2 separate regions of the Mus musculus genome follow, and region 1 is linked to region 2. A link is a loop called in an ENCODE intact Hi-C map of the cell type or tissue named here. Cell type or tissue: heart. All regions are shown on one strand.

Region 1 (8,000 bases), 160 kb before region 2:
ACCTAGTTTGACAGGCTTTTGAAATATGTGTTTTTACTCTCAGAACCATCATTCTTGTGAATTATACTTAAAAAAAAAAATCCGGGCTGGAAGATAGCTCAGTAGTCGAAGAGATTGCTATGAAGGCACAAGGACAGACGCTTGGCTCCCTAACACCCATGTAACTACTGTGGGTATGCGGGCTGCCTGTAATTACACAGCTCAGCATATAAAGATGGGAGACCCCAGAGCAAGATGGCTAGCTAGACTAGTTGGGTTGTCAAGCTCTGAGTTCAAGTGAGAGACCCCGACTCAGTATATAAGTTGAAGAAAGGCATGTGACATCAACCTCTGGCCTCTACACTCACATGCACACATATGTGCAGGTGAACCTGCCCACACATACAACCCTGCACAAGCATGCATACACATGCATATACTAGTACACACACATATCTATGTCAAAAAAATAAGTAAATGGAACCGGGGTTCTGAAATGTTTCCTGCCATTGCTAGTGTAATGTAAAGACTTAATGAGGTCAGTGTAGAAGCCAATAAATATAAAATGGATTTCAGGGCTGGTGAGGTAGCCCAGTGGTCAACTGGGCTATGTGCTTAGCATGGGTTAGCTATAGGTTCAGTCCCAAGTACAGGAATCAAACAACAGCAAAAAGGGGGTAAATGGATTAGGAAGATATTTTGGTCCTGTAATTGCGATGGTAGGACAACCACTTTGCAAGCACAGATACAAAGAGGGCAGGGTAAGCCTGGGGCTAGGAGATGGCTGTGGGTAAGGCATGTGCCCACACCCATAGGTGCTCACTATCCAAAAGCACAAGCTTGGTGACCTGAGTTCAAAATCACAGAACCAACACACAAGCTGGATGTGGTAGCAAAAGCATCTCTAACACTAGCACCCCTCCGGGGAGACGGGAGGAAGAGACAGGAAGGTCTCCGGAGGTTCCCAGGGCCGGCTGGCTGGGCTTAGAGAGTTGCAAAGGGTTGTCTTGTGACCTGCACGTTTATGGATTTGTGTGTTTGTGCTCATGCACCCACAGTGCCATAGCACAGACATAGTAAAAAGAAAAAGAAAACCTATTACTCTGTACAAAGTCTTCCAGATCTAGAATGAGTCTAGGTGAGGCAGAGGTAAGATAAGTATGTTTCTCATCACTTGATCATGAACCTGAATCACAACACTGTGGAGAAATTTTAAGAACACAGGAAACGCAAAAGAATAGCAGTTTTTTGTTTTTTTGTTTTTCTAGACAGGGTTTCTCTGTATAGCCCTGGCTGTCCTGGAACTCACTTTGTAGACCAGGCTGGCCTCAAACTCAGAAATCAGCCTGCCTCTGCCTCCAGAGTGCTGGAATTAAAGGTATGTGCCACCACCACCCAGCTAAGAATAGCAGTATTATGATTCCATATTATCATAAACAGCCCAGCATCCCCTACACAATTGCCGTGGCATGAACCCAGGTCCTGTCTACCCTTGAATCTAAGCTGCCCAACATTACACAATAATCTAATAACAAACTCAAGACATTTCATTGGAGGCTATCAGTCAGCTATTTTCTTGTTGAAAGTGTCTGCCAGGTCAATTTCAAAGTGATCTAACAAGGCTATGTATGCTGAATCTCTAAGTCTAGCTCACCAAGAATGACGGAGGTCTTAAAGTTACTGTTATTTCAGCTTGTATTCATACACAAAAGTCTAAAAGCTAGTTTGATGATATCTCATTTCCTAGGTATGTGAACAAATCAAATTCTTGAATTTGAAATGTTTTCTTGACTGATATTGAATGGTAACTCCTATCTAAACATTCCAGCCATAAGAAAGCAAACAAGCAGCTGGGCGGTGGTGGTGCACGCCTTTAGTCCCAGCACTTGGGAGGCAGAGGCAGGCGGATTTCTGAGTTCGAGGCCAGCCTGGTCTACAGAGTGAGTTCCAGGACAGCCAGGACTACACAGAGAAACCCTTTTGGTGAGCATTTACATGGGACACAAATATCTTCACATCCTTTGCCCATTTGGAGATATCTATCCACATACTTCTTCCCCAGACGTCTTTCTCACCAATTTTCCAATTGTGATCTTTCCAAGTCCCTGACCATCCAGCCAATCCATTGGCTACAGCCCATGAGTCAGTAAATAATTGTACATCTGGCCATTTCTTCTTGCAAACAAACTGTAATACCATGTGTACTGCCCGGAGTTCTGCCCACTGTGAAGATTTCCCTTCACCTGTGTCTTTCAAGGTTGTCCCAGAAAGGGGTTGTAATGCTGCAGCTGTCCACTTCTGGGTGGTGCCTGCATAACGTGCAGAGCCATCAGTAAACCAGGCTCTAGTCTTCTCCTCTTCGGTCAGTTGAAACAACAAAACAAAAAACAACAACAAAAAGCAAACAAGCAAGAACAATTTACCTACAGCATTGTCAAGGACCACCATTCTTCAATTCCACCGTTCTAGCACATTCTGCAAGACACAGGCAATGGCATCTCGTTGGAGATTTCAGGAAGGAAGAATTTGTAAGAATGCTTTATGCAAACACTTCGACTAGTCATTTTATCAGCAAGAGTCAGCACTCTTGTTTGTTCTGCCTCGTGAAGCCGCAAATCATAAGAGAACTTGCACAGGGCTTTCAGAGATTGTTTTACATGACTAGCACAACTCTTGAGAGAAGAGGGCCAGAACAGGGAAGTGACTTGCCCAAAAGCGAACAGACTGGTCGGTGGCAAAGCTGGGGCTGAAAGTTGGGCCTTCTAAAACAGGGCTCCTCTTTTTACTTCTCTACGGAGAGACTTCAGGGGTAGGTATGGGTTTTCCGCCCAAATAAGGGGAAAGAAGGGAGAGCAACGGAGAAATAATGACGCGGACAGTAACAGGAGTCGCGTTAGAACGGAGTTGAACCACGTTCAGCCTTTCCAAACACCCTTAGATAGCAACAAGGACCACAAGCTACCTAGGTCCTGTGTCTGTGACCACCTGATAGCTTAGTCCCTCCCACAGAAGCTGTGGGCCCTCTTTCTTTACTTTAAATGCCTCGAGAGTTGAAGAAGCCTTGGGACAAGTGGGAGTGAAGAGGGTTTGTGACTACGGGATGGTTGGCCCAGGTTCGGCTACGGAGGGGGAAGCCTGCGGCGGAGCTGTGGTTGGGGGATGTGGGTTCTGTGGCTGAACTCGACTTTGGGAGAGGAAACCAGCCGGGGAGATGACAGCTGAGTGGAGTTCACCCGCTCTAAAGGTGCGCGGAAACGTCAGGACACCTCCGAAAGCTCTTTAGATGCTCAGCTCCGCGTCGCCAGGACCAGATCGCGGGCGGGGCCCCTCTGGAACGCCCGCGATTGGATGCTCCCTAAGCCCCGCCTTCCCGGACCCTTTTCCCCCGAGGCCCCGCCCACAGCGCCAGGCGCGCGCCTCGGGAGCCGGGAGGGGTCGGGGCGGCGGCGGGAGGAGAGGTGAGGCTCCGGCACGCGCCCCACTCGCTGCGAGAGCGCGAACCGCGCGCTCCCGTCGTCCGCGTCGCCATCTTTTTTTTTTCCCCCCTCCGTCCGTCTGTCTGCCGTTGGCTTTGTCTGTCCGCCGCGCCGCCCCTCGCCTCCCCGCCGCCAGCCCGGCCCGCAGCCACCCTCTGCCCACCGGGGCCGGGTCCCAGAGAGCCCGGGCCCGGCCGGCTGGAGCTGCGGCCGGGGCCCATTGTCCCGCGGTCTGTCCGTCCGGAGGCGGAGCCCAGGGACGCGGAGCGCCGAGGCTGCGGGTAAAGCGCCCCCGCGCCGGGAGTCGGCAACCCGCGTAGCTCCCGACTGCCCGCGCCGCCGCCCGCCTTTTGTTTGCTCGCTCCTGGGGAGGGGCGGGCTGGGTGCTGCGGCGGCGGCCGGGTGCGGGCCTCGCGGGCCGGCGTCTGACAGGCTGGGGTGGAGCTGGGGGAGGGGAGGATGGGCGTGGGAGAGCGGACGGGGCGGGGGGCCCCTGCCGTCCTGGAGCGGGCGGGCGGGCGGGCGGGCTGGCCCAGGAGCTACTAAATTTAGATTTCGGAGGAGGCTAAGTGGTCGTCTGTGGGTTGGTCAGAAACGCGTAGGGAGACCTCTGGCTCCAGTCTAATTACCTGGGATTTACCTCTGCCCCTGTTGGGAAAAGCCAGAGAGACACCCTCTCAACTGATGGCACACCCCAGCTCCAGCGCCGACCCGAGAGGACCCGGGCACAGTGAAATGGCTGTATGATTGTCTTTCTCTTCTCCCTTTTGGCAGCTTCACATCACTCGGATTCGGGCGACTTTACTTTGCTTCGTGGGAACCTCATCAGAGCTGGAGGTGGGAGTGCACCCTCTTTTCTTTAAGGCTGGAAAAGGGCGCGCGCACACACACACGCACATCTGTAGTGTGTGTGCCCTGGAAGCTGCATCCTAACACCTGTGAGAGCAGAGGCAGGATGAGGGGGTGGGGGCCAGTGCATCCTTCCCAAGGACTCTTGACTGTGGCTCTATAGATGACAAAAACAAAAACCCCTACTCCCTTTAAAAGTCGCATCCCTTGTAGGTCGATCCTCAGTTTCCCGTTCTTCCCAGGTTCCTCCCTGAGCAGAAGATACTCAGGCGGCTCGCTATCCAATTACATTCCGAGCTTAAGTTTCACAATTGGGCAGCGCTGAAAGCAAAAGGGACCAAGTGACCTTTTGTACTTATGGGGTCTTGTTTTAAGAGGGTTACAACCTATAAAACTAACCTCAGATATTGTGCAGTTTGGGTCAGGAGTGGCCTCCCCGTGCCATTTGTCTGTCTCCTTACTTATTTTCCATGGTTTCCCCCCCTCCTCTGGACTTTTTCTTTCTAGTGGGTTTTTGAATTCTTGTGCTTTGGCTTTGTTTTGTGCTAAGGGAGGGTGTGTGTTTATTTTGCCTGGATCCCTCAGGTGTGAAGTCCCAGGAGGGACCATCTGGTCAGTTCCCCACTGGGCCACTAGGAGGCTGATGAGAGGCAGTGGTTCAGCTGTGGCTGCAGGTTTCCTCTCTGTGCCTTGTAGCTTTCTTACTGAACCAGTGTCTTGCCAGGATGATCTAAATAGAGCCTGGCACTCCTTCAAACAGACTTTATTACCTCAGTCGCAGAGCTTCGGTTCCTGGTCCTTATGGGGGTAAATGGAGATGAGATATCATTTGTTTTCTGTTACATGGTAGAGAAGTATAGAAAGATTGGCAGTCTGCATCTCATTCAGCTTTCAACTTTGGGAGTCCCCAGACACAGAGAAAGACCTAACGTGTGATATTCAGTCAGAGCCTATATTAAAATGGGTAGGGAGGGCTGGGTGTGGTGGCTCACGCCTTTAATCCCAGCACTTTGGGAGGCAGAGGCAGGCGAATTTCTGAGTTCCAGGACAGCCAGGGCTATACAGAGAAACTCTATCTCGAAAAATTAAAAAAAAAAAAAAAGTAGGGAGAATAAACCAGGCGTAGTAATACCTCTGATCCCATTGGTCAGAAGGCTGAGGCTGGGGAGTCATTGAATCAAGGGGTTTGAATTCTTGTACCTTAAGACTCAATCTCCAAAAAAGAGTAGAGGCAGGGGAAAGGAGTGACTACCCCCTACAACTGGGGGTGTAGCTTAGTCAGTAGTGTGCTTGCCCACTATGCACAAAGACCTACCTAGCGTACACAGAATTTTAGATTCAGTCCCCAGCACCATGGAAGGCTGGGTATGGAGGCAGGTACTGCACCTGCCTGTACTGTGTTGAGACAGGAATATCAGAAGCTCAAGATCACTGTTGGCTCTATATCCCGTTCAAGATGAGTTAGGATGCATGAGACTCTCCAAGAAAAAGAGAACCAGAGAATACATCCCCTTTTATTAGATGTCAGGACGCTGCTCTCTAAAATTGTTCTTTCTGTTGTACATATTAGGAGTTATTTTCCTTTTTTTAATTGAAGGTCTGAAAAGAACTGTGTTTGGTATGCAGCTATGATAGAAGACTGCCTGAAAGCTGCTTCCTTGCCACTTCCTGTGGAGGCCTGTCTTTGCCATTTGCGGTTTCTTTCTTCTTTTGGTAAGGGGAGGCAGGATCTGATTACAGGTCTGAGGGCCTTCTAGCTACATAGAGGAGTAGGTTGGCATTATCAGGTGAGCTTCCTTAACTGGAGTGCACAGTACATCTAGCAGTTTGTTTTAAAGCGGTGAACTATATATTTCTATATGTGAGCCCAGTTTAAGACAGCGAGAACTAAAAAGAACCAGGGAGTGACTAAACCCACATCCCTAACTTAGGTAGAAAACAGAATTTCACCTTTTCCATTTACATTGTTCACTCTGCTGTGTTTGTTTTGTGGTGTTGGGAATCGAACCCAGGGTCTGATGCATGCTAGGCAGGCACTCTGCCAATATATCTCATCCCTAGTCCTCACTCTGTCTTGTAGAGAAAAGGCCACAGCTTCTGCAACTAACCCACTTCAGAGTCTCTTACATTGCTTATGGCTGAGAACCAGTGTTGTGGTTAACAAGGAACCTCCAGGTTTGAGAATTTGCCTGCCCGTCTATCAGATGGGCAGCTGCACATCTCTGCTGCTCCTCTTGTATAGGGCGCTTCGCCCTTTATTCCTCACTGGTCTCTTGCTACACAGCAAAATTGAGAAGAGGCTAGATTATGACTTTTGACCTCTTCAGACCCATCTGAGCAGGGCCAGCTGGAGTTGTACATTAGGAGACTGAATTAGTACTCCACCATGTGAGAGGCATCTACTTTTCTGCAGAGAGCGTGTCTTAAGTGGTGGAAGTTTGATTTGCTCTTGTATCATCATGCCTCGGCCTTATTGCAGATAAGTGATACCCTTGCTGCTTCTAAGCATCGTTCCTTAGAAAACTTTCTAGAGATACAGACTCCAGGTCTTGACTTCCAGTTGCACATGTGCCAGGTCAGCCACTACAGGTCATTGTTTGTTGTCTTTTTGCTTTCTTTCACATCCGTGGGAGCAATCCCTTTACCCACAGTACTTCTAACCTTGATTGCCCGGATTTGCATCCTTTTCTATCCAGTGCTCTTGACTTCGACCACTTAGTAGTAGTCTGAATCCCAAAGACAGCTTTATAGAAGAAGTCTCATAAGTAGTCGCCTCTCGAGTTTCTTGGTCCTTGACTTTGAGTTAGACATTTAGTTACCTTTTTCATTTCATTAGTTTAGTTATTTATATCTAGTGAGTTTTATATGCTCAAGAAGTATTTTTTAAGATCCTTAAATGTTCTAATTTTATAATTTCTGGGAAGAATAACAGGCTAACAATATTTTATTTTATTTTATTTTATTTTCTTATTATTGCAGGTCAGCACCGTACGAGGAGGTAGTGACCTGTCCAGGGGTGAAACTGGGGAAGAACGGAGCTTGGATATCAGGGAAACATGTCCCGTAGGAAACAGACAAACCCAAATAAAGTTCACTGTGAGTACTGGGCTTTGTCTTTTGAAACCTGGGTTGGAATGAAAGAGGAGCCTGAGTTTTGGGGGAGAGGCTCACACTCATTTGTTGGGGGGCGGGGGGAGAAAGGGCTAAAGATTCCCAGTATGGATTTGAAGTATAAAGTTACTAGAGTGCTGTCTAACTTGCCCAAGGGGTATGTATATGTGTTTGATTCATCTTTAATATGAACAATTACAGGAAACTTATTTTGTGAAAAAGTATATTAGGTGTCAAGGCTGTGAAGCAATAAAACATAACTAAACTATAATACAGAAGAAACATAAACATATAAGCTAGTATATGCTATTTGCCCAATAGATGCAGTATAGATTATGTACCACAGATGTTAAAAATAGGACAGTTTCAGTACCTGGGTTAGTGATGGAGTGCTTGATGAAAGAGACCCTAGACCATGACTTTAGACAGGTCTTAGAGGATGAAAGGTAGACTTAGACAGAAGGGAAGGAAATGCACCTGACCTGTTAGAGAAGGGAGAGAAGTCTAGAAAGCAAACGTTTTATTTGTCTAAAATCACAGGCTAGGTGACCCCAGAGTAAAACCCCATCCAGATAAATTTTTAAC
Region 2 (8,000 bases):
GGGTGGGGCTGTTTGTGGAACTGAAAGTGAAAACCCTTTTCAAGCAATAGCAGAGAGTGGGTCCCATGGACAAGGTTCCAGTCCCAGAACCTGGAACTCTTAAACAGAAGAAAAAGCTGAAGCGGCTTGAAGCAGCTTGAGCAGTTGCTTCTTGCTCCTGGCTTCAAGACAGAGCATTGGAGACTTTCTCCCCTTAAAGACCTGCATTTGCGCTTTGTGTGTTTTGTTTTTATTTTATTTGGGGGACCTCATGGGAAAGGGCTTCTGCACTCCTTCCTTTGTGAACCCCACTGTGTTCTTGTATCATCGTCCTTCTCCTTTTACTATGTTGTAAGTTACGGTTTTCATTAGGCCCCATCACATCTTCTTTACTGTAAAATTATTAAAAGGCTGTTTCCAAGTGGGGCAGCTAATGAAGTTCTAATTATTGCAGACATATTTTTGAGATGTAAAACACTTTAAAGTGAAATGATAAGTCTCTTGGAGGCGAGTGAGGAATAACATGGATGTAAACATTTACATGGGATGCATTCGGATTCTGCTGTGTGTATTGTCTTTTGGTTGAAACAAATTATGAACAGTGACTAATAATAAAAAGTCAATACTCAATGATTTAAACTTTGCTGCCTTGCTTCTTGGATGTGAATCAGAAGCCCAAGATGAATTCTTATTCCAAAGCTTTGAGCTACACCGAGCCTTTTAATGTTCCTTTGAGCAGAAATCTCACCTAGAGAAGAAACATTTAAAAACCTTGTAGATGTTTTACACAGAGAAAAGTCCAAAGAGCAAGTGGACATTTAACTGGAATGCAGTTACTGTCAGGTTTGTTTTCTCCACATAGGCGAATCCTCAAAGCTCTGAAGCCACTATGATGAACTATGTAGCAAGGGTACCCATGTTTTATTATAAGTTAGGGTTCGTGTTTTGTTTGATTGATTGCTTGGTTGATTTTGGTGAGTTGTTTTGGTGACTTGATAGAGAAAGGCCTAACTAGCCCAAATGAATGACATTCCATGGCTTATTTTGCATAACACGTGAATTCCTTTTTTACTTGGGAGGCAGGTGAAAGGGCAGCCTCTGTTGCTGTAAAGGTGTTGTTCCTCAGGAGCCATTCTGCTTGTTATTTGAAATAGTCACTAGGACCTGGGGTTCACCCATTAGACAAAGCTGGGTGGCTATTGTCTCCACATCCCCAGGGCTGTGATTACATTAGACCTGCTTTGGGGAGTTCAGGTCCTCATGCTGGCATGGCAAATTATCTTCACAAACTTGATAACAGTTTTTTGCTGAAGGTTGAAAGCTCTTGGTTTTCTCTTGACTCTCACAATCCCTAACATTCCCTTAATTGAGAATGAAGAAGATATGACAGTTTCCAGGTTGAAGAGGGGGAGGGTGTGGGCCTGGGTAGGTTATCTCCTTTATGCAGCAGTGCCCTTTGGCACTGTTTGATAACATTTCTATAAACTTGTTTTCTACTTGGAGTAGTTAAAATACATCGTTTCTGTATTTAAGTTTAACTGATGGAAATCTAAATATAATTAGGTGAAACTATAAAAGCCACAGTAAACAGACAGTAGATGTTTACTTAACAGTACGATGGGTTGTGCATAGGTTTAAATGTCATTCCAGAACTACAAGATTAATTTTAATCACATGAATGGCTTATTATTCTGTGATCTCCTCCAGTTCAGCTGTCTTTATATGTGGGGGGAAGAACTGTTCAGTGGTTGGAGGTGCAGCTTAGTTCTTGCCTAGCTTATATGAAGCCCCAGGCACACGTTAAAAGGAGAAACAGAAAAAAAATTCCTTCAAATTTTGAAATCAGGTAAACATTGGAACCAGAGGACACAACGCCTAGACCTGCTTATCCTGTGGTAGCATAACATTGGGGTTGGGCCTAACGAAGACTTTGTGATCACTGAAAGATTGGGAGCTAGGTATCAGTAAATAGATCTGAACTTCCAGGCTCCTCTACATAGTCTGACCTTAGCGCTCTTTCTCGACGGTGTTCTGGAGAGGTAGTGGGCGTGTGGAGCCCAATAGGAAGGAGAGGAGGGATGCTAATGCCTCTTTGCCTTAGTATGATGGGTAGTGAGGAGCCTGCAGTGATGGCAGATGGTTTTGTGTATACACACACACACCCCACACACATACATAAATCCCAGAGGAATTTATTTTTAGGGTTAGTCTCAGCTGTTCACCATTTCCAGAAATGATGGTTACATAACACTTGGCATACATGTTGCCTTGACCTGGGGGAGAGCACCAATTGTGACCTTTGTGACAGTGTGCTATGTTAATGGCAGTCCATAATCTGAAAAGGAGACATCAGCTGATTATTGCTGATTAACTGGATCTGAAGTAGTGGGGACCTTTAAAGGTAGCTGCTTAGAAAAAACTGATTCTCTGAGACCTTCCGAGCCAGTGCTCTTGGGCTATTTTTTTTTTTTTTTTTAATAAGTGGTGTTGCCAGTTTGAAGTAGTAAATCTTAGCTTCTAGCATATGGATTCATTTTAAATTGATGGTGTAGGCTACTATCCAGATAAGGAAAAAGATAACCATCTATAAAACATTGCTGTTCCCTAGAATGAACTCATTGCTGGACTTGGGACACCAAAGTGATTAAGTCACATGCGATCTGTAAAAGGTAATCTGTAGTACCTCAAGAAAGTGGCTTTTGGAAACCATCTCCAACTATTTCCCTGCCCTTGGCTATCTACTTCTGTCTTCATGTTGGTGCCTGGTCCATTCAAAACAAAAAACCAAAACAAAAAACCAGTGTGTTTGCTGTGAAATCAACCAGGGTTAGAAATCCAACTAAATCAGGTAGGTATCTGAAATAATTTCAAAGTAGAAAGAAAACCCTGGGATGTAGCTTTTCTTTCACCTTTTATTAAACTTCACAGAGAGAAACCATGCTTACTGTAGTAAAAGAAAACAAAGAAAGGAAGATTGGGACTGTGGTAGAGGAAGGCAAAAAAAACGCCTTTTATAGAAGAAATGATTTGTATGAGGCAGAATCTTTGAAGCAAAGTTTTATCTTTCTTTTTCTTTTTTTAGATTTATATATTGATATATGTCAGTACACTGTAGTTGACTTCAGACACACCAGAAAAGGATGTCAGATCTCATTATGGGTGGTTGTGAGCCACCATGTGGTTGCTGGGATTTGAACTCAGGATCTTCGGAAGAGCAGTCAGTGCTCTTAACTGCTGAGCCATCTAGCCAGCCCGCAAAGTTTTATCTTGACATGTCAATTAGCTCCAAATTGAACAAAACATCTTAAGACAGGGCGGGCCAGGTCTATCTCGAATGCTGTTGCTTTTAAGCCTACAGTTAAAATACTCCAGACAAGTAGTTGCACAGGCCAAACTGAAGCAATGGGTAATAAGTGACCCTTTGCCCGGTTATCTTAGAAGTTGTTTTGCTTTTTAATCCCTTACAAGTTGGCTGAATATTCAACACATACATAAGAGAGGAAGCCCTAAAAATGAAGAGATCTAGAAGGCTTCTTACAAAATGTAGGAGCAGTTTAATGCTAATCACCTTTTGGGAAACCTAGAATTTCAGAATTACAGTGGCTACTATGAATCTTTAATATGAGTTAGGCTCTTTGTTCTGTCCAATCCACCTTGATAATGGCCAGGCAGATGTTAATCTAGTTCATTCACTCCTTAAGAACCAACGCAAGGGTCTAGAGAGATGGCTTAGTGGTTCAGAGCACTGGCTGCTCTTCCAGAGAACCCAGGGTCAACTCCCAGAGTTCACCTGTCAATTTACAACCATCTATAACTCCAGGTCCAGAGGATCCGACACTGTCTTCTGGCCTCTATCATCAGTCATACACGTGTTGTGTTGCATAGACTTAATACCCATAACAACACGGAAGACCCACCTGAAGCTGGGCATAGTGGTGCACATCTGCACTGGGGAGGTGGAGACAGGAGACTCTAAAAGTTCAGGGCCAGCTTTGGCTATATAGTGAGTTCGGGTCTGCCTGGGCTATGTGTAATTTTCTGTCTCAAAAAAAAAAAAAATCCGAAAGAATTAGATCAAGTAATTTGTACATGTATAGAATGTATAGATCTAATAATGAGTATAATTAACGGGGTGTGGTGACCCACGCCTTTAATCCCAGCACTTGGGAGGCAGAGGCAGGCGGATTTCTGAATTCGAGGCCAGCCTGGTCTACAAAGTGAGTTCCCGGACAGCCAAGGCTACATAGAGAAACCCTGTCTCGAAAAACCAAAAGAAAAAAAAAAAAAAAAGAGTACAATTGAGATTTGGAATTGGAATTAGGCAGACTTATAATTTGGCCCACTAACCACAAAACTATCTTTCACTCCAGGAACAAAAAGAGTCAGCTTTTAAAATAGGTGAATTAAGACTTGCAAAATAGAAAGCGGGCTTACACACCATGTTACTGGTTGAGTGGTTGAGGACGAGAAAGGAAATCTGATACTTTGATTACAGGAAAAGGACACTGAACTGTGCCTGGAAAGCTTAGTGTACTTGAGGTGGTTTGATGAAGAAGGTCGCCAGCTATCCCTAAGAGGTGAGTATAAGCAACAGTTCTTTCACCCCCAGTGGGTGCCAGGGGACAAGACACATTTGGGAGCAGGAAGCGTCTTGGATGGAGAATTCCAGCGCCGCCCATGGTGGAGGGTTGTATCTTGTCTATTTTAACAGGTGCAGGCCTTACCTGTCACTTCCTCTGGCCGCTTCTTGGAGGATCCAGAAAGTACCAAATTGCTCTCCCTGCGCCCTGGTCCTAGGAGCTCAGGGTGGAGCGCAGCAGAGGCTTACTCCGCCTGCAGTGGCGCCAGCCTCCCACAATTCTACTCCGGCCTCGCCAGGCTGACGACTACGCAGGTCCAGCGGGTCGGGGAGGGACCGAAGGGGGCGGAGCGTCTTGGTTAGGGGCGGGGTCTAGGCGGAGGGGCGAGGCCTCCCGCTGCTCGCGCGCGCCTCCGAGGCTCGCGCTGTCGCGCCGGGCCGGGCGTCTCTGTAAATCCTTGGCCGCCAATGGGGGAGGTGGAGCCCGTGCCCGCGGGCCCGCTGGAGCCCCCGGAGCCACCTGAAGCGGCGGCGCCTCGCCGGCCCGGAGGGATTCGGGTCCTAAAGGTGAGACGGCAGGGAGAGGGAGGAAGCAAGAGGGCTGTGGCCGCCTTCGCTAAGCTGCCCGAGGCGGCGGGCGCCCCCCGCCCTGCGTCCCTGGGCCGCTTGCACTTGGCCGGGCCGCCGCGGGCCTGCTGTGGGGCCTCCGGGCCGCGCCCCCGCCCTGGCCTCCGCCGCCCTGGTCCCCGGCGCTGTCCATCCCTGACCGCCGCCCGGCAGGCCCACGCCTTCGGGCAGCCGCTGCCCCCACCTTCCTTCCTCCCCGCATCCCCGGGACCTCAGTCTCCTCGCTGGGCCTAGCCCGGGGCCCCGGGACGGATTCCGGGGGGCTCCGAGGGCCGGCCGCGCCTGGCGGGAGTCAGGCGGCGAGTACGCAGGACTCGGCGGACACCTGAAGACATCACCCCAGCTGGAGGATGGCGGCGGCGATTGGCCAGGCGCCGCGGTGTGCGCGGGCTGCGCCGGCGGGAGCGGCCACGCTGCCCTCGGGACTGGCTGCGGGAGTTCCGAACCGGCTCTCGGCTCCAAGACGCAACACCCCGCGCTTCCCGCTCGGGGGACAGTCCCGGAGGATCTGCTGCCTGTGGACCTGCTGGGCGTGTTGCAGGGTTTGGGGGGCGGGGGTGGGAGAGCAGAGCCCGAAGGGGCACTCCTGCTTGGCTGACAATCCGGGGAGAAGGCAGTGGGGGAGCCGTTATGCAACAGGCAGCTAAGCGGGGCTTTTTGGTAGAATCAGGGGAGTAGGAGGATAGGAAAACAGATGCAGGGGAAAGGGGAGTGGAGCCTTGAAGGTGAGTGATGACAAGAAGTTTCTATGCAGGAAGAATGCAGAAGGTGAGCTGAGGTGAGGTCAGCAGAGATGGCTAAAAGGTGGCTAACTGGGTGGAGTTCTCTACTAACCTCTGAAATAGTGCAGAGACATTTTTTTCTGTAGGTTCAGTATATAAACGAACTGGAATAGTGGAATGGAATTCCTCTAGAGTTCTAGAAGAGCAATTGGCAGGATTTAAAACTTGCCAAAGAAGGGGAAGAAAATTAAGATTTAATGTGTTTCGAAACCAGTCTGCCAAACATCGAAGATACTTAATGTTAAAAGCAAACCTTAAGTAATTAAATGAGATTGTTGTTGAGTAATATTTCCTTTTATTAAGATTATTAGTAAAGTAGCACAAAGATGGAAGCAGCAGAAAAATTTATTTGTTGTACTTAGTGAATTCATAAAACCAATACTCAGTAGACTGAAATTTTATTTTCTGGCACCTCCCAGTGTTAATGCATAGTTTACTTTAGACTAACTTCATAACTGTTACCTACACTGTTACCTACACTGGAATTTACTCAAGCATAAATCGAAGTGTAATTACTCAAAGTCTTCCAGATATTTAAAATGATAGCAAATAACGAACTGTAAATTGTGAGTGGATTCAGTACAGGCAAGAGATCTGCAGGACTAACTTATGAGGAAATAGTTTTGAGAGATATCAAATGGCTTTTGGTATGCAGAGGATGGTCAATTTAAAAAAAAAAAAACTTTTCTTGTAACCTTTTTGGGTCATGTTGAAATGGCCAATTGCATGAATGGAGGGTTCCTGAAGCTCTCATTTTGGGATCATTAGAAAGATTCCAGTGATGGGTCGGTCAGTCTTGATTCTTGGTCAGAATTGAGCTCTTGCCATGAAAGTCTTTCTGAAAGGCCTTCCTGGCCTTGCTTTCCTGAATTAGTTAACACTAATCCTCGTAAATAAGTGGGATAGATGGTCATGGAAACAGGCCTTGTGTGTCCCGCAAGCAGAAGTTCTCTGGAGTTGCTGAGTGGTTCGCTCTCTCAATTTTAGCCTATAAAGAGTACAAGAGGTGAGCAGCAGACTTTCTGAACCTTGAAGAATGTCATGTTTGCCCACAGGTTTTTCTCTGGAGATGTTTGTAAAGACTTCTCTAGCCTAGGAGCATGGCTCTGGGTTAGGAGTGCAGGGAGGGTCAGCAGCCCTCCAACATACAAGGCTCTGGTTTTATTCCTCAGCTCAAGCATCAAAATACTTATAAAAAGTTGATGCATGCCTTAATCTTAGCACTTGGGAAGCAGAGGCAGGCAGATCTCTGAGTTCTAGGGCAGCCTGATCTATAGAGTTCCAGAACAGCCAGAGATACAGAGAGAACCCCTGTCTTGAAAAACAAAACAAATAAACAAAAAGACTTTTTATTCCTTTATACTTACACCCAAATCATGAACATTATTCTCAAGTTTTCATAAAAAGCTCTTCATAAAAGCCTTACATGACTGAGCCAACATAATTTATTCAGATTATATCAAGGACCATAGGACACTGGAGCATTTTATAAAAAGTGCACTGCTAAGCCAAGGCTCTGGGCTTGTACCTATGGCCTCTGCTATTCAGAAGGTTGACATGAGATCACACTTAAGCCTCAGGGTCTAAGGCCAGTTTGAGCAACGTAGAATGTATGTCAAAGTTCTAAAACTTTCTCAAGTTCCTGAATCAGGCTCAAGAGGTTTTCAGATGTTTCCTATGCTTTTGAGATTATGGTTTAGTTTAATCAGTCAGGAGATGATAGGAAGTTACAGCCAGTCTGGTTTGAATATTATTTGTCTTTTGTTTTTATCAAAATAGATGTCTTTGAAGTTGTGTTTAGGTGCATGCATGTTTGTGTGCCTGTGTATGGAGGTCAGGGGTGGATGTCAGATGTCTTTATCTATTGCTCTTCACCTTGTTGTTTGAGACAGGCTTTCTTACTGAACCAACTTACTAGACTGGCTCCCTAGTAAGCCTTTGGGTCTCCATCTTCCAGCACTGGGGTTGCCTGTATTTATTGCCACGTCCTGAGTTTACTCATGTGTAGTGACTTGAACTCAGATCCTGTGCTT

The links. Hi-C counts contacts between places; a loop is a spot of excess contacts. Peaks named below come from ENCODE experiments on the same cell type or tissue, not always from the same donor. Only the 100,000 strongest peaks of a DNase experiment are listed, where the experiment ranks them.
Region 1: a loop joins it to region 2, with 3 times the contacts of the local background. A loop is called at or near these places in 3 of 42 quality-filtered maps.

The regions. Positions count from the first base shown.
Region 1 is chr8:109,702,128-109,710,127 of GRCm38, forward strand. It overlaps Zfp821 (zinc finger protein 821), which reads left to right and starts at 3,419. Exons shown (of 9, transcript NM_001167946.2): 1 at 3,419-3,736; 2 at 4,230-4,292; 3 at 5,902-6,017; 4 at 7,284-7,400. The coding sequence starts at 7,361. In heart, a CTCF peak has its summit at 4,937; DNase peaks (open chromatin) are centred at 3,364 and 4,914; H3K4me3 peaks cover 2,784 bases; H3K27ac peaks cover 1,869 bases; H3K27me3 peaks cover 941 bases.
Region 2 is chr8:109,863,593-109,871,592 of GRCm38, forward strand. It overlaps Ap1g1 (adaptor protein complex AP-1, gamma 1 subunit), which reads left to right. Exons shown (of 24, transcript NM_009677.6): 24 at 1-618. Phlpp2 (PH domain and leucine rich repeat protein phosphatase 2) reads left to right here and starts at 5,011. Exons shown (of 19, transcript NM_001122594.2): 1 at 5,011-5,125. The coding sequence starts at 5,027. It overlaps Gm17344 (a long non-coding RNA gene), which reads right to left and starts at 4,938. Exons shown (of 4, transcript XR_003947453.1): 1 at 4,704-4,938. In heart, a CTCF peak has its summit at 4,825; DNase peaks (open chromatin) are centred at 19 and 4,939; H3K4me3 peaks cover 2,057 bases; H3K27ac peaks cover 1,622 bases.